2 separate regions of the Homo sapiens genome follow, and region 2 is linked to region 1. A link is a contact called in ENCODE Hi-C data. All regions are on one chromosome and are shown on one strand. The core of a region is the stretch at or near the end of the contact, and the rest is flanking DNA. Distances in the headings are between cores, read along the strand shown. Region 1 holds the start of FAM24B-CUZD1 (FAM24B-CUZD1 readthrough). Region 2 has its middle 30 kb from the start of ZRANB1.

The links. Hi-C counts contacts between places; a loop is a spot of excess contacts on that map. Pooled maps may share reads with other maps.
Region 2: a map of CD8-positive, alpha-beta T cell shows a loop between it and region 1 (5-fold over the local background). The contact joins the enhancer-like site here to the promoter of FAM24B-CUZD1 in region 1. A Hi-C loop is called at or near these places in 3 of 168 maps with a recorded cell type or tissue (B cell, CD4-positive, alpha-beta T cell and CD8-positive, alpha-beta T cell), 1 of 37 single-sample maps with no recorded cell type and 8 of 50 pooled maps.

Annotation. Positions count from the first base shown.
Region 1 is chr10:122,878,288-122,881,599 of GRCh38, forward strand. FAM24B-CUZD1 (FAM24B-CUZD1 readthrough) reads right to left here and starts at 1,354. Exons shown (of 11, transcript NR_037915.1): 1 at 1,198-1,354. FAM24B (family with sequence similarity 24 member B) reads right to left here and starts at 1,294. Exons shown (of 4, transcript NM_152644.3): 1 at 1,198-1,294. It also overlaps the pseudogene C10orf88B.
Region 2 is chr10:124,910,558-124,913,467 of GRCh38, forward strand. No RefSeq gene overlaps it. Among named protein-coding and RNA genes, the nearest start is that of ZRANB1, 30 kb to the right of the region's middle. Within about 2 kb of position 1,360, at least 4 of the 41 ENCODE cell types and tissues checked have a DNase peak (open chromatin) inside an H3K27ac peak, as active enhancers do.

The DNA of each region.
Region 1 (3,312 bases), core at 104-2,603:
TTTTGGGAGCCGAGGCGGGCGGATCACTTGAAGCCAGGAGTTTGAGACCAGCCTGGCCAACATGGCAAAACCCTGTCTCTCCTAAAAATACAAAAATTAGCTGGGCCTGGTGGTGCACGCCTGTAGTCCCAGCTACTCAGAAGGCTGAGGCAGGAGAATCGCTTGAACCCAAGAGGCGGAAGTTGCAGGAGCCGAGATCACACCACTGTACTCCAGCCTGGGTGACAGACTGAAACTCCATCTCAAAAGAAAAAAAAAAGTAATGGTGATGGTGATTCAGTCAGAAAGCATCAAGCATCAGGACAATTGATAAAAGATTAGAGGGCAGTGCAGAAAATGAAACGCAGGTGAGGAGATAATGACTATCAACCAGTAAAGAAACTCCTGGAATTGTTCCGATGAAAGCTAGTATTTCAAAACAGAGAGGCAGAGATGGAGAAAGACAGGGAAGTTTTTCTTTAAAAACCAAAAATAAAACAAGACTGGGTGATAATACTGAACATACGAGATTGAAAGAAAGGGGAGACGACAAAATGCTGTAGGCTTTCTGCCTTATTTAAGGAAGTCAAAATCCAGCTTATAGTATTGATCTTGCTCATGAAGTTTCAGATAGGTAATTCTAAAAAGCCTATTTTCCTTTAGACTGTCCAATTATGATGACATGTATCAAAGTTAACTTATGACTACAATGGGCTGGGCATAAAGAACAGGAAGTCTGGTGTACACAACTTAGAATGCATCTGGAGTACAAAAGGAAGAAAGAGGCAAGATCTACTTCCTATTCCATGGGGCATCTGGAAAACTCCCTCAGGCGACCGCTCCATCCAAACACCTGGGATCTTTCTCAACCTTCTGATTTCTGTCACGAGGGCATCCAGCATAGTCCTGGCAACGCCGTAGGATCAGGGAGCATCAAATGAGATGGCACCTGGGGAAGGCCCGTGTGGCCCAGCGTCCACCACTAACGCCGTTCAATATCTACCTCAACTCCCCTCTAACGCGAGAATGTGTATGAGAGAGGCAGGGAGAGTTCGGAGTAAAATTAACCCGAATGGACAGCGCTTCCGCCGCGTTCGCTGCCACAAATGCTGCAGACCCGACGGAGTGGAGGCAGAAAAGGCCCTGGCGTCCACTCGGGAAAGAACGAGGTCAGGAGTCGGTCCTGCACATCGCGTAGAGCGAAGAGACGACACCTACCTGACCATAGACGCTCCCCATCCGCCCAGCAACCGTGGTCCATGCTGCCTGCGTCCACCGCCAGCGTCGAAAAACCGCCGTGGTGCCCGCGCACAGTGCACCGCGCCTGCGCATGGTCTCCAAAGGCTGAGCGAGGGCCTGCCAGTGCGCATGCTCCGCTCTTTAGCGCTTCCTGAGCAAAGTTTGAACGCCTCTCGAGTCCAGTTGGCTTATGCGCATGCGTTTCTCTGGTGCAGGTTCTCACCAAATCCAGAAGCGGCGGGCATTTGAAATGATGTAAGCCGGGAGTCGCTCTGCCTGCCCGTTTCTGCGCTGCACTGGCCGACACTTAAGCACTGGAAGAGAGGCCTGGCAGGAGGCGGCGCAGTGGACACGCGGTCCGAGGACGGGGGCCTCACCCGCCGCCCCACGCTTGCCTCTTCCTGGGATGCCGCAGGCGGGGCCCTAACTCACAGCCTCCTCACCCGGGCTCGTGTCTGCGCCCGCGACTTCGACTGGGAGGAGCTTCTGGCGCCACCTGCGCCACGGTGCGCCGGGCCGCCGGCGACCGGGTCGCTGCGCTCGGCGACTGCCGCGCTCCTCGGGGAACGTGAGGGTCTGAGTCCGGGATCCAGGAGAGCAGTTGGTGTCGGGTCTCTGCGGGGGAGCGGGGCTGCGAGGTGGAGGCGAGGACCGGGGTGGGCGGAGGCGGGGTAGGTCTGGCCGGGAAGTACCCGAGGCCCCGAGGCATGAGCGGGGGAAGGTGACCAGGACTTGGAATTTCATAAACGTCCCCGTCAGGCGTGACGGGTCGTCAGGGCTGCTATCAAAGTCAGTCCGCCCATCTACCCTCAAACAAGCCACCTCCTCTCCACCAAAACAGGCTGTGTAAAAAGTCCAGCTATAGACGACCGCCGTCGACTTAATTTCGAAAAAGATACACTTTGTCTTCTATTGTGTTCTGCTCCTACTCCTGTGCACACAGTAGGTGTCCAGTAATGTATCCGAGAATCAATTGCAGGGGACTGAGTAGAACGTTGATGATTGAGGAAAAAATAGAGGGGGAAGCCCTGATGTGTGATGCCTCCATTTCCTTATGAATTCTGTGTTGAGCATTTGTTAGAATAAACCTCATGGCCTAACAAGTGGGTTTTGAGCCATGTTCAGAAACTATACTGTGTGATGTTTTCACCTGTTTTCTTCTCAGCCAGAATCTGGTGATTTAGAAGAGAAGATTGAACAACCAAGATGAAAACCCCTGCTTCCTTTACCTGAGGTGTGGCCCTGATGGAGGTGAAGAAATCGCTTCTATTGGCATTTTAAGTTCAGCAAGAAATATGGAAGTGTACTTAGGAGAGGAGTACTGTGGAACCAGTAGGGGCAAGAATGTTTGTACTGTCTTGGATGACAGTTGTGTGACTTGTACACGGGAAAGTGTTCTCCTGAATTGGTGTCTTTATTCTGTTCACCTTTTGCAATATTGATTGACTCTCTGACATTGATGTTTACATTAGAGAAGAGAAGATAAAAACCTACTATGGCATAGAAGGTTAGACCATTAAAGCATCTTCTAGGCAATCTAGTTCAGCTTCCTCATTTTTAGGAATGCAGAAATTTAGAGCTAATAAAGGAGAGGTGAGCCTGGAGAGGGTCATACTAGTTAAAGTGTCCAGGCAAGAGTGCAGTCCTTATTGCTGCTTCTTGACTCTCTCCATAAACTCACAATGGTCTGTTTTCCAGAAATTAATTTGACAGTCAGTCTGAAACTTTGATCACATATTTTTTAAGGAACCTACAAGCCCAAGGTGGTGCCACACCAGCCTATTTAGTCCATATTCAATGTGTTATAGTTTGATCTTTTCCCTAGTCCCTTATAGGAACATTCTACACTAATCGCGCCTTAATATAAATCAAAACGTCAACTATTTTACATATTGTGCATATTGGAAATAATAAATACACGACACAGGGTTATTGACCAGGTCACTTGAGAAGGGATCTCAACTGTTTGTCCCCTACCAGGCAAACTGAATCTCAGGATTTAAGTAATGGCCTGGAAACAATTTTTTTTTACTGCAGCTGTTTAAACTGATAATTTATATAAGTGAAAAAATAATTTTTATTCTATTTTCAGTA
Region 2 (2,910 bases), core at 110-2,609, 2.0 Mb after region 1:
GTGGTGGACATAGAGGAAGGTCACAGGATGGTACTATGTTCCACAAAACTGTGTCCTGTACTGCATGCATACAGATTAGGCAACATTATTAAATACGTTTATTTCCTTTCTTTCCTTCCTTCCTTCCTCCCTCCCTCCCTCCCTTTCTTTCTTCCTTTTTTTTTTTTTTTGAGACAGAGTCTTGCTCTGTCGCCCAGGCTGGAGTGCAATGGCGTGATCTTGGCTCACTGCAACGTCTGCCTCCCGGGTTCAAGCAATTCTCTTGCCTCGGTCACCCGAGTAGCTGGGATTACAGGCACCCACCACCACGACTGGCTAATTTTTTGTATTTTTAGTAGACATGGGGTTTTGCCATGTAGACCAGGCTGGTCTCGAACTCCTAACCTCAGGTGATCCACCTACCCGGGCCTCCCAAAATGCTGGGATTACAGGAGTGAGCCACCGCACCTAGCCTGTTACATTGCATTTTCTACTGTTAAGATGTTTTTTCCACTTGGGAATCATGTTGATCATACACAGAGAATGGAAGATACGTTGCAGTTTATACAAATGACATTTTCTGCAACGCGTCTGAGAACATGTTCTTGTAACAACTGAACATTTCTAACATTTCTTTTGAGGGGAACACCCATTTTATAACACTTTCTACTTAAAAGCACAGATCCCTCAAAGACCCTGAGTAAGCTGGATCCGTTACCATTTCCTTTAGCAGAGCGCCTTCGATTTCCCTTAGCTGCATATGTCCACCTCTGCGGGGGGCTCCACAGCCTCAGCCTGATCTTTCCGTCCTAGGCCTGATTATGGACTGCCAAGACTTTTTGGAGAAAGCAGTTTCTTGTCGCTCTTCTTTTTTCATTCTTCTTGATTTGCTTCCCTCTAACTATTGTCCCGAATCTCCTCCAGTTTCCAGAGCAACCCTCAGCAGGAGACTCTGTGCTTGATTCACCAAGGAGGAGAAAGGGTTTGAACTCCACTCCATCACCTCTGTCTCACCCACCAAAACCTCCCTAGAGCTGTTTTTCACAGCTTCCTCTCCTCGTTTCTGAGGAAGATAGGGCTTTCTTGCTTGCCAACACAAATCACTGTGCTCTGAATTTTACCTCCCTTCTGGATTTCAGTCCTTTTACCCCCTCTACATCTCTCCTCCATTTATAAAAGTGCTCAGAGATGCCCATTCTTTAAAATAAATACCTAAAAGAAAACAAAACCTTTCCCTTATTTTTGTTACTGCCCTAATCTAGTCTTATATCTCCTGCTTTCCTTTCACTGCCAGACGTCTTGGACTTGTGGTTTATAATCACATGGCTTCAGCTTTTGAAACTTGGCTTCTCTCCCTACCATCCTACTGAGAACTGTTCTCTAGAAGGTCACTGAGTCTCTTGTTTGTCAGATCCAGTGGCCTTTCCTCCGTTCTAATGCTCGAAATCTGTAGCATCTGACAATTTTTATTACCATGTGCTTCAGGCTCACTGTACCCTCGGCTTCCAGAACACCGTACTACCAGCTTCATCTCCTACCTTTCTGACCACTCCTCTTTTTTTTTCCTTCGGTAGTTCTTTCTTCCCCACTCCTGTGGCTTCCATACTAAATTCTACATAGAGAGCTCCCTGATGTTGATCTCCAGGATTGCCCTACACATTTCAGACCAGCATTTCCCCCACCAGCCATTCCCTTCCTCCTGAGTCCAGGATCTCCTGATTCAAGGGTCCACATCTCCTCTGACCCAGTTCCTCTCTTGCGTGTCCCACTGTTGCACATACTGCCGTCACTCAGAGTTCACGGACTTTTTTTTTTTTTTTTTTTTTGGTGACAGGATCTTGCTCTCTTGCCCAAGCTGGAGTGCAGTGGCATGATTATAGCTCACTGCAGCCTTGAACTCCTGGGCTCAAGCAATTCTCCCTCCTCAGTCTCCTGAGTAGCCAGGACAACAGGTGTGAGCCACTGAGCCTGGCAGGTTAAAAATTATTTTTTGTAGCAATGGGGTCTCATTATGTTGCCCAGTTTGGTCTTGAATTCCTGGCCTCAAGCGATCTTCCACCTTGGCCTTCCCAAGTGCTAGAATTACAGGCATGAGCCACTGCTCCTGGCCCACTCTCTGACTTTTGATTCTTTCTTCTGCCTCAGAGTTAGTCACTGGCAAATTCTGAACATTGCACTGTCTCCCATTTCACTCTTGGCCCTCCTTTCCATTCCCACAGCTACTTTGGTTTTAGGTCCTTGTCTCTTCTCTGCCCCTGTTTCTACTTCTGCCCTCATTTGTCTCACAGACATTCCAGGTAAAGGTGGGCAGCTCCAATACTGGCACCTTCCTGCTCAAAACCTCTTTATGGCTTTCTACTGTTAATGGAACTACAGATCCACAATTTTGCATGCAAAACTTTCACAAAAATGCAATATGGATTTATGAACTCTACAGTTAGTTTGGGAAAAACTGAAATGAAAGCCAGAACAAACTATCAACAAAACTATACTGTCTCTACCCTTTACTACAAAGGTTTTTTTTTTTTTTGAGATAGGGTCCTGCTCTGTTGTCCAGGGTGTAGTGCAGTAGTGCCATCATGGCTCACTGCAGCCTGGACCTCGCAGGCTCAAGCAATTCTCCTGCCTTGGCCTCCCAAAGTACTAGGATTAGAGGCATGAGCCACTGCACCCAGCCTAATATAAGGTTTCTAAGAAAAGGAAATTAAAAACCCCAAAAAGACAGTGGATACTTTTTCCAAATGAAATATTTCTCAGAGTCCAGATAAACATAAGTAGAATGTCAATTCGGTAGGTGTGCCAAACAGCCACCGTTCTGTAACTGTGACAATGCCCTCTGCTGTATTTATTGATGATATCTTTTTAATTCAAATATAGTGGAACATTTGACCATGGAATCAAGAGTTCTGTGTTCTGCTGGGCATGGTGGTA